2 separate regions of the Homo sapiens genome follow, and region 1 is linked to region 2. The links are chromatin contacts, found by POLR2A ChIA-PET in ENCODE. All regions are on one chromosome and are shown on one strand. The core of a region is the stretch at or near the end of the contact, and the rest is flanking DNA. Distances in the headings are between cores, read along the strand shown. Region 1 holds the start of ZG16 (zymogen granule protein 16). Region 2 holds the start of RABEP2 (rabaptin, RAB GTPase binding effector protein 2).

The links. ChIA-PET counts read pairs that join two places held with the same protein, here RNA polymerase II (POLR2A).
Region 1: POLR2A ChIA-PET joins it to region 2 with 15 read pairs in AG04450. The contact joins the promoter of ZG16 here to the promoter of RABEP2 in region 2. POLR2A ChIA-PET finds 5 or more read pairs at or near these places in 2 of 52 experiments (AG04450 and CD8-positive, alpha-beta memory T cell).

The regions. Positions count from the first base shown.
Region 1 is chr16:29,776,981-29,780,917 of GRCh38, forward strand. ZG16 (zymogen granule protein 16) reads left to right here and starts at 1,276. Exons shown (of 4, transcript NM_152338.4): 1 at 1,276-1,326; 2 at 2,280-2,341; 3 at 2,525-2,657; 4 at 3,124-3,937. The coding sequence starts at 2,287. The coding sequence ends at 3,439.
Region 2 is chr16:28,923,497-28,927,450 of GRCh38, forward strand. It overlaps RABEP2 (rabaptin, RAB GTPase binding effector protein 2), which reads right to left and starts at 1,742. Exons shown (of 13, transcript NM_024816.3): 1 at 1,607-1,742; 2 at 907-1,119. The coding sequence starts at 1,667. RefSeq lists enhancers at 874-963, 994-1,223, 2,202-2,785 and silencers at 1,384-1,603, 1,634-1,983.

The DNA.
Region 1 (3,937 bases), core at 26-2,525, 850 kb after region 2:
CCTCTTGCCTCAGCCTCCTGACTAGCTGGGATCACAGGTGTGCACCACCATGCCTGGCTAATTGTTTTATTTTTTGTAGAGACGAGATCTCCCTATGTTGCCCATGTTGGTCCTGAACTCCTGAGCTTAAGCAGTCCTCCTGCTTTGACCTCTCAAAGTGCCGGGATTACAGGCATGAGCCACTGCACCCAGTCTTGCTATACGATTCTTTTGTTTTTTTTTTTTTTTTTTTTGAGATGGAGTCTCACTCTGTCGCCCAGGCTAGAGTGCAGTGGAGTGATCTCAGCTCACTGCAACCTCTGCCCCTCAGGTTCAAGTGATTCTCCTGCCTCAGTCTCCTGACTAGCTGGGATCACAGGCACCTGCCATCACACCCAGCTACTTTTTGTATTTTTAGTACAGATGGGGTTTCGCCATGTTGGCCAAGCTGGTCTCAAACTCCTGACCTCAGGTGATCCAGCTGCCTCAGCTTCCCAAAGTGTTGGATTATGGGTGTGAGCCACTGGGCCCAGCCACTGTACAATTCTTTAAACTTTTATATGTGTTTGGATTTTTCATAATATTAGAAAAGGGAAAGAAAAAAATGTCTGGCAAATAGTCAGCACTCGTAAGTATAAGATTTTGGGAATATATTCCCTTCTGGGAGAATCCACATTTCGAATGCCTGGGAAGGGCTCTGTTTGTCCTGACAGATGGCAGATTTCAGGTGAGAGCACCTACTAAGCCTAGAGGTGATAAGCTACTTTGCCCACCTAGAGCTGCTGGTGGTGACCTTAAGTTTACTATGTTTCTCCTGGTATACGGCACTTGGCCCAGAGTGGACTCCAGCTTGCCACCTGTCACCCAGGCTGGAGTGCAGTGGCGTGATCTTGTCTCACTGCAGCCTCAACGTCCTGGGCTCAGGCGATCTTCCCTACCTCCCTCCTGATTAGTTGAGGCTACAGGTGCTCGTCACCATGCCCGGCTAATTTTTGTTTTTGTTTTTTGTTTTGGTAGAGATGGGGTCTCACACTCTTGCCCAGGCTGAGCTAGAACTCCTGGCCTCAAGCGATCTGCCTCTGCCTCCCAAAGCATTGTAATGACAGGTGTGAGTCACCATGCCCAGCCAGGAACTCAGAGAATCTTACCCTATGCTGTAGTATCTGTTGACTATGGGGTAGAGGCAGGATAAGGTGTTCCAGACCCTGCCTGACACCTGATCCGAAGAGGTTGCTCATGTTTGCTCAGGAGGTGAGGTTCACACAATAAAGGGCAGGAGGAGGGCTTGGACCTGGTATAAAACATCTGGAAGTTTCCAGGGGGCTGCTTTGCATCTGAAACTGTCAGGTGAGGGGTGACAGAGATGCCTGAATCTGAGTTGGGGGGGAATTCAAATCTGAGCTGGCGAAGAGGATGCCTGGAAGGAATGGCAGGAAAGACTTGAGTTAATTGGCGCTTCTGGGTCTGCAGTAATCTTAGGTGCAAAGCTGTCTAGGTCTCTGCTGAAGGACTGGGGACACCTGGGATGTTCAGGAGAATAGAAATGGCCAGATGTGTGTTAGTGGAGAAAAGAATAGTGACACATAGACCAGGCACCTGGGGTCTAATATCTTGAGCTGGTCCCGACTCCTTCTGCAACTTCTCTGTCTGTCCTAGTTCCACCAGCACTGCTTGGATACTGGTGCTGGCACAGTTCCTTCTGTCACCAACTTTGCTCCCCAGGTAACATAGAGGCAACTCTAAAATGCTTCTTTCCTTGAGACCAGGTGGATGCCAGGGATTTAAACCATGCTCCAGGTGCCCCATAATCCAGGCCAATTCACCACAGATGATGAGGCTTTCTTTGCTCAGCCTCTGGGCTCAGTAAACTCAGCCATCTCTTTGCTTGGGAGAGGTCCTCTACTCCCTCCTTAGAAAACTCGTTTCCTGGCTATGGCCATACCAACCCAAATGTACCTGGGCTTGGCTGACTTCAGAAAACTTTTCTGCTTTGTGCCAGGATGGAATAAGGCTTAATCCAGATAGTTAGAGTTCATCTTCAGGCCTGAGAGAAAAAGAGGAGGGCTTGGCTACAGCCAGACCAGGGAGAGCTGGAGGGGTCAGGGACATTGAAGGTAGCATCAGAGAGGAACAGGACTACAGGCTATGGACAGTCCTTTCTAAGCTCAAGACTGGGTCTGCTAGGTCTAAGTTGAAGGACGAAGAAGGCTTGGTCTGAGCTGCAGGTCAGGAGTGCCTGGGTCAATCAAGTCAACAAGGAAGAAGGTGAATCTTCATTTGCTCTTTTCTTCCCACTCCAGCCCCAGAATGTTGACAGTCGCTCTCCTAGCCCTTCTCTGTGCCTCAGCCTCTGGCAATGCCAGTAAGTGAGATACCAGGAGCCTGGTATTGGGGACTTGGGAAGGCAGCCTTGGGCACTGCTGTTGGCCAAGGCTTTTGGAGGTTGGCTTGGGGTGGGGAGCTGAGTTGTCGGAGGAACAGGGGTGATGCAGAGAAACTGAACTCCTGGAAGATTTCTCCCTCCAACTCCTGCTTGCCCCTCCAGTTCAGGCCAGGTCTTCCTCCTATAGTGGAGAGTATGGAGGTGGTGGTGGAAAGCGATTCTCTCATTCTGGCAACCAGTTGGACGGCCCCATCACCGCCCTCCGGGTCCGAGTCAACACATACTACATCGTAGGGTAAGATTCTTTGAATTCCTGGCTGGGCGCGGTGGCTCACATCTGTCATTACAATGCTTTGGGAGGCAGAGGCAGATCGCTTGAGGCCAGGAGTTCTAGCTCAGCCTGGGCAAGATGCCAGGGATGCCAGGGATTTAAACCATGCTCCAGGTACCAAGACCCCATCTCTACCGAAGAAAAACAAAAAAATTAGCCAGGCATGGTGGTGAGTACCTGTAGCCTCAACTACTCAGGAGGGAGAGGCGGGAGGATTGCCTGAGCCCAGGATGTTGAGGCTGCAGTGAGCCAAGATCATGCCACTGCACTCCAGCCTGGGTGACAGAGTCTCTTTGTTGGCAAAATGAGTTGAAGTTCCCTGTAGGATCTTCCAGGGTTCACCCAGGCTTCACAGTCTGTAGGACTAGCCAGAGACCTCTCATCCCTATCATCACCTTTCTTTCTCCTTCCTTCCTCCCCTCTTCCTCAGTCTTCAGGTGCGCTATGGCAAGGTGTGGAGCGACTATGTGGGTGGTCGCAACGGAGACCTGGAGGAGATCTTTCTGCACCCTGGGGAATCAGTGATCCAGGTTTCTGGGAAGTACAAGTGGTACCTGAAGAAGCTGGTATTTGTGACAGACAAGGGCCGCTATCTGTCTTTTGGGAAAGACAGTGGCACAAGTTTCAATGCCGTCCCCTTGCACCCCAACACCGTGCTCCGCTTCATCAGTGGCCGGTCTGGTTCTCTCATCGATGCCATTGGCCTGCACTGGGATGTTTACCCCAGTAGCTGCAGCAGATGCTGAGCCTCCTCTCCTTGGCAGGGGCACTGTGATGAGGAGTAAGAACTCCCTTATCACTAACCCCCATCCAAATGGCTCAATAAAAAAAATATGGTTAAGGCTAGTCTGTGTGGGGGCATCTGTGGCTGGGATATCTGCCTCCTGACTTAGCCGGGGACGTGCAAATCTCACTTCTGGCTGGCTTTGGACATCTGTCTGGAAGATGGGAAGATGAGGGAGAGGTATGTAAGAATCCTGGGCTTTGTGCTATAATTTATCAAGAGGAGATGAGATTCTGGCTTGCATCAACGCTCTTCAAGGACAGCTCCTTGGAACATTGATCCAAACTGGAGTCATGGGTCTGAGGGCAAGGCCTAGTTGTGGCTTACACCAAAACCCCAGATGTCCCACTCTCCAGCTCTCCTCACCCCTGGTCCTCCCCTTGAGAAAGTGGTGAACTCACTTGCTGTGTGTGGGTGGCCAGGACCATTAGCCTTTGTTCTTTCCCAGAACCCACCTGAC
Region 2 (3,954 bases), core at 492-2,991:
CAAGTTTCCCTTAATAAATGTATGTAAACTTTTAAAATGTGGATCTATTTAAAGAACAAATATTAAGTAAACAGCACAGTAAGTTGTACAAGGATGTGTCTACATTGCACAGGCAGGTGGATCCTGAAATGTGGGAAATACAGCCCCAGAGAAGTCTCCAGCCACCAGCAGCTGTTAGAAAGGGAAATCGCATGTTGGGAAGGGAATTTTAGGAAGTTTACTCTGGAAGCCAATGTCAAGGCCACACTATAGAGGAAGATCTGTGAGAAGGTTGGGACAAAAGTCCAGGAGAGAGTTGACGAGAGCCCCACCGCAGCAGGGGCATAGCAGCGGGGGCAGCTCTGACATCTGTTTCAGAGTCTCTGGCTTCTGCTAGAGGAAGGAGAGTAGAAAACAGGATCAGCAGCTGGGGCGTCTGGGGCCAGAGGACCAAGTACAAAGAACGTGGGGCGGAGGTGGGGAAGCTGGTGCATGGCGTGGGGTGGAGGGGGGAGTGTCTGGGGAAGGCTAGAGAGCAGAGCATTAGACTCACAGAGACTGGGCCAGGGCTGATTCTATTTCCCAGAAGTCCAGACTAAAATGAGGTTGGTTTGGGGAACTGAGAAGTTTCTCGCCCATCTTCAGGGTTGATCAATCATCAGTGAGGGACAAGAAATGACATGGGACAAGGCAACAGATAGAAGCTGGGAGCTAAACTTAGCTATAACTGACAGAGCTGCTGCTATCACATGGAGGGCCTCTATGCAAATTTTAAAAGGGCGGCCCTTCCTCTGGGCCATAGGCATGCCCTGTGCCAGGCAGCCCTGCTAACCTATCCCATAGCTTATCTGTGCCCCCAATCCCTTTCTCGTCATGCACTCCCCAGTATGGGGTTGATGGGGAGTCTAGGTGAGTCCCGCGTCTCACCTTTCAGGATGGCCTGCAGCGAGGCCACCTCCTCTTGGCACTGCCGCTGCACCGCAGCCACAGCCTCGGCCTTCGTGCTCTCGCTCACCTCTGCCACAGCCTTCATGGTTTCCATTTCTGCCAGGGCGCCTGCCAGCTCAGCCCGAAGCCGGCTGAGCTCACCTGACTCGGCCTCACCATTTGCCCCTTCCTGGGACCGGGAGTCCTCCAGTGCTGTGGGGGACAGGGATCAGCCTCTCTTCCCATCTCTTACCCCAGGCCACCTACCGGCTTAGCAAGTCCTGCAACCTAGTACTGTTGCCTTCATCTGGGGCCTCCTTCACCTGGGCCCGCCCGGCTCACCTGGCCCCGCCCCTGCCCCGCCCCCTTCCCACTCGCTCTGCCGGGTGCTGCCTACACTCCATCTCTTCGCGGTGGCCAGTTTCACTCAGTCCTCTCTTCGGTCCCACCTGGCCCCGCCCTCCTAGTGGCCGCGCCCCTTCCTCACCGGGCCCCACTTCGCACCTGTCACTGGCCCTACCCCTTCAATGGCCGGGCCACGCCCCCTTTTGCCTGTGGCTGTAGGCCCCGCCCCCTTTCCCGACGGCGTGGCCCCGCCCCTTCCTCCATCATCCCTCTCCACCCCCCATCCGCAGGTGGCTGGCTCGGCCCCGCCCCCAGCATCACCGTTCCCCGCTTGCACGGACGCCCCCTCACGTACCAGCCCCCGGCCGCCGCCGCCGCTCATCGTCGTCCGCGGCCACCGGCGCAGCTGCCGCCATTGCCTCAGCGCAAACGGCGGATTCCCGCACTCCCTGGTGACGGAGCGCACCGCTTCCGGGTCCTCTCGGCTGTTTCCGGATCCGCTCGGCTGTTTCCGGATCGGCCCCGGGCTGGAGGCCCCGGACGGAGGATGGGGGGATTGCCGAGCCTCGGCCGAAGATTCCCGAGTCGGCCCCCGGCCCCGGCCCCGGCCCCGCCCCGGCTCTTCTTGGCTGGGTCGCGCGGTTCGGGAGGACGCCTGCCTTTCAAGCCCGGAAGAGGATCCTTAAGAGGTCTTGCCCGGCGTCTCTCCGTGACCTTGGAAGCCCTGCTCCAATTATGCCTCCTCCGGGACACCGGCCTGCGGAGAGCTCCCCCTCGCTCCCTCGCTGCCCCTGCCCGGAGCCAGCCTTTGATCGGCTCCGGCCGCCCTTCCGCCCGAGCCTGGCTTGCGTTACCGCGAATTGTGGCGGGGCCCTCCCTGCACCTCCGCCCTCTTGGAGCGTCCCTCGGGGCAGGGCCGGGTCGGCTTCATTTTTCTGAGCGCCTCGGAGTCCCCGCGTAGTTAGTCGGAGTCTGAAACTTGCACGTCCCCACCCCCATTTTGTTACTCAGCCAGTCACCGCTTCCTGCTGGCCCCCCTTTCCTCCTCCCAACGCCCTCAAATCCCTCCTCTCCTCTCCGCCTGTGTCTAGATCAGGCTCTTTATCTGTGACCTCCACCCGGACGGTGACAGGCAATTCAGATTTATGTCCAGAGCCTTGGTTCCCCTTCCCTCAAACCTTTTTTCCCTCTGTAAAGGACACGCCAGGAACCTGGAAGTCCTTGATTCTACGTGTCCTCCTGCAAGTCCCGTAAACTCTACTTCCAATGTGCTGACTATTCCAGAATGTGCCCCTTTTTCTCCATCTCCAGCGCTAACACTCCGTCCCAGCTCCCATCACTTCTCCTGAACTTCCGCAGTGTCGACTCCACCCTTTAATTAATTAATTCTCCGTAAAGCAGCTGGAGCGATTTTTGTAAAACAGATAATGCAGTTTGAAAATGGCCAAAGGTAGAACGCTTTTACACTGTTGGTGGGAATGTAAATTAGTTCAACCATTGTGGAAGACAGTGTGGTGATTCCTCAAAGACCTAGAACCAGAAATACCATTTGACCCAGAAATCCCATTACTGGGTATATACCTAAAGGAATATAAATCATTCTATTACAAAGATACATGCACGAGTATGTTCATTGAAGCACTATTCAAAATAGCAAAGACATGGACTCAACCCAAATGCCCATCAATGATAGACTGGATAAAGAAAATGTGGTACATATACACCATGGAATACTATACAGCCATAAAAAGGAACGAGATCATGTCCTTTGCAGGGACATGGATGAAGCTAGAAGCTATTATCCTCAGCAAATTAATGCAGCAACAGAAAGCTAAACATGCATGTTCTCACTTATAAGTGGGAGCTGAACAATGAGAACACATGGACACAGGGAGGGGACCAACACACATGGGGGCCTGTGGGGTGGGTGTTGGGAGGGGGGAGGGAGAGCATCAGCAAGAGTAGCTAATGCATCCTGGGCTTGATACCTAGGTGATGGGTTAATGGGTGCGGTAAACTACCATGGCAGATGTTTCCCTGTGTAACAAACCTGCACATCGTGCACATGTACCCCAGAACTTGAAATAAAGAAAATGGACAAAGGATATGAACGGATATTTCACTGCTGTCACAGGTGGCAATATGTGCATGAAAAGATGTTAAACATCATTAGCTATTTATTCGGGAAATACAAATTAAAACCACAATTGCTTTCATCACTACGCACTTCTTGGAATGGCTAAAATAAGAATGCTAACACCAAATGCTGGTGAGTATGTGGAGAAACTAGGTTTCTCATATTTTGTTGATGGGAATGTGAAATGGTATAGCCACTCTGCAAAAAGAGTATGGCAGTTTTGAACAAAACTAAACACGCACTTACTTTTTCATCAAGTATAAAACCAAGTGTTTTCCACCAAGCTTGGAGCTGAGGTCTCGGCTCAAATGTTACCTCCTCAGTGAGGCCTTCCCTGATCACCCTAACTAAAATAACCACCTCTGGCTGAGTGTGGTGGCTTATGCCTATAATGCTAGCACTTTAGGAGGCCAATGGCAGGAGGATCACTTGAGCCCAGGGGTTCGAGACCAGCCTGAACAACATAGTGAGACCTCATCTCTACAAAAAATTAAAAAATTAGCTGGGCATGGCCGGACACGGTGGCTCACGCCTGTAATCCCAGCACTTTGGGAGGCTGAGGAGGG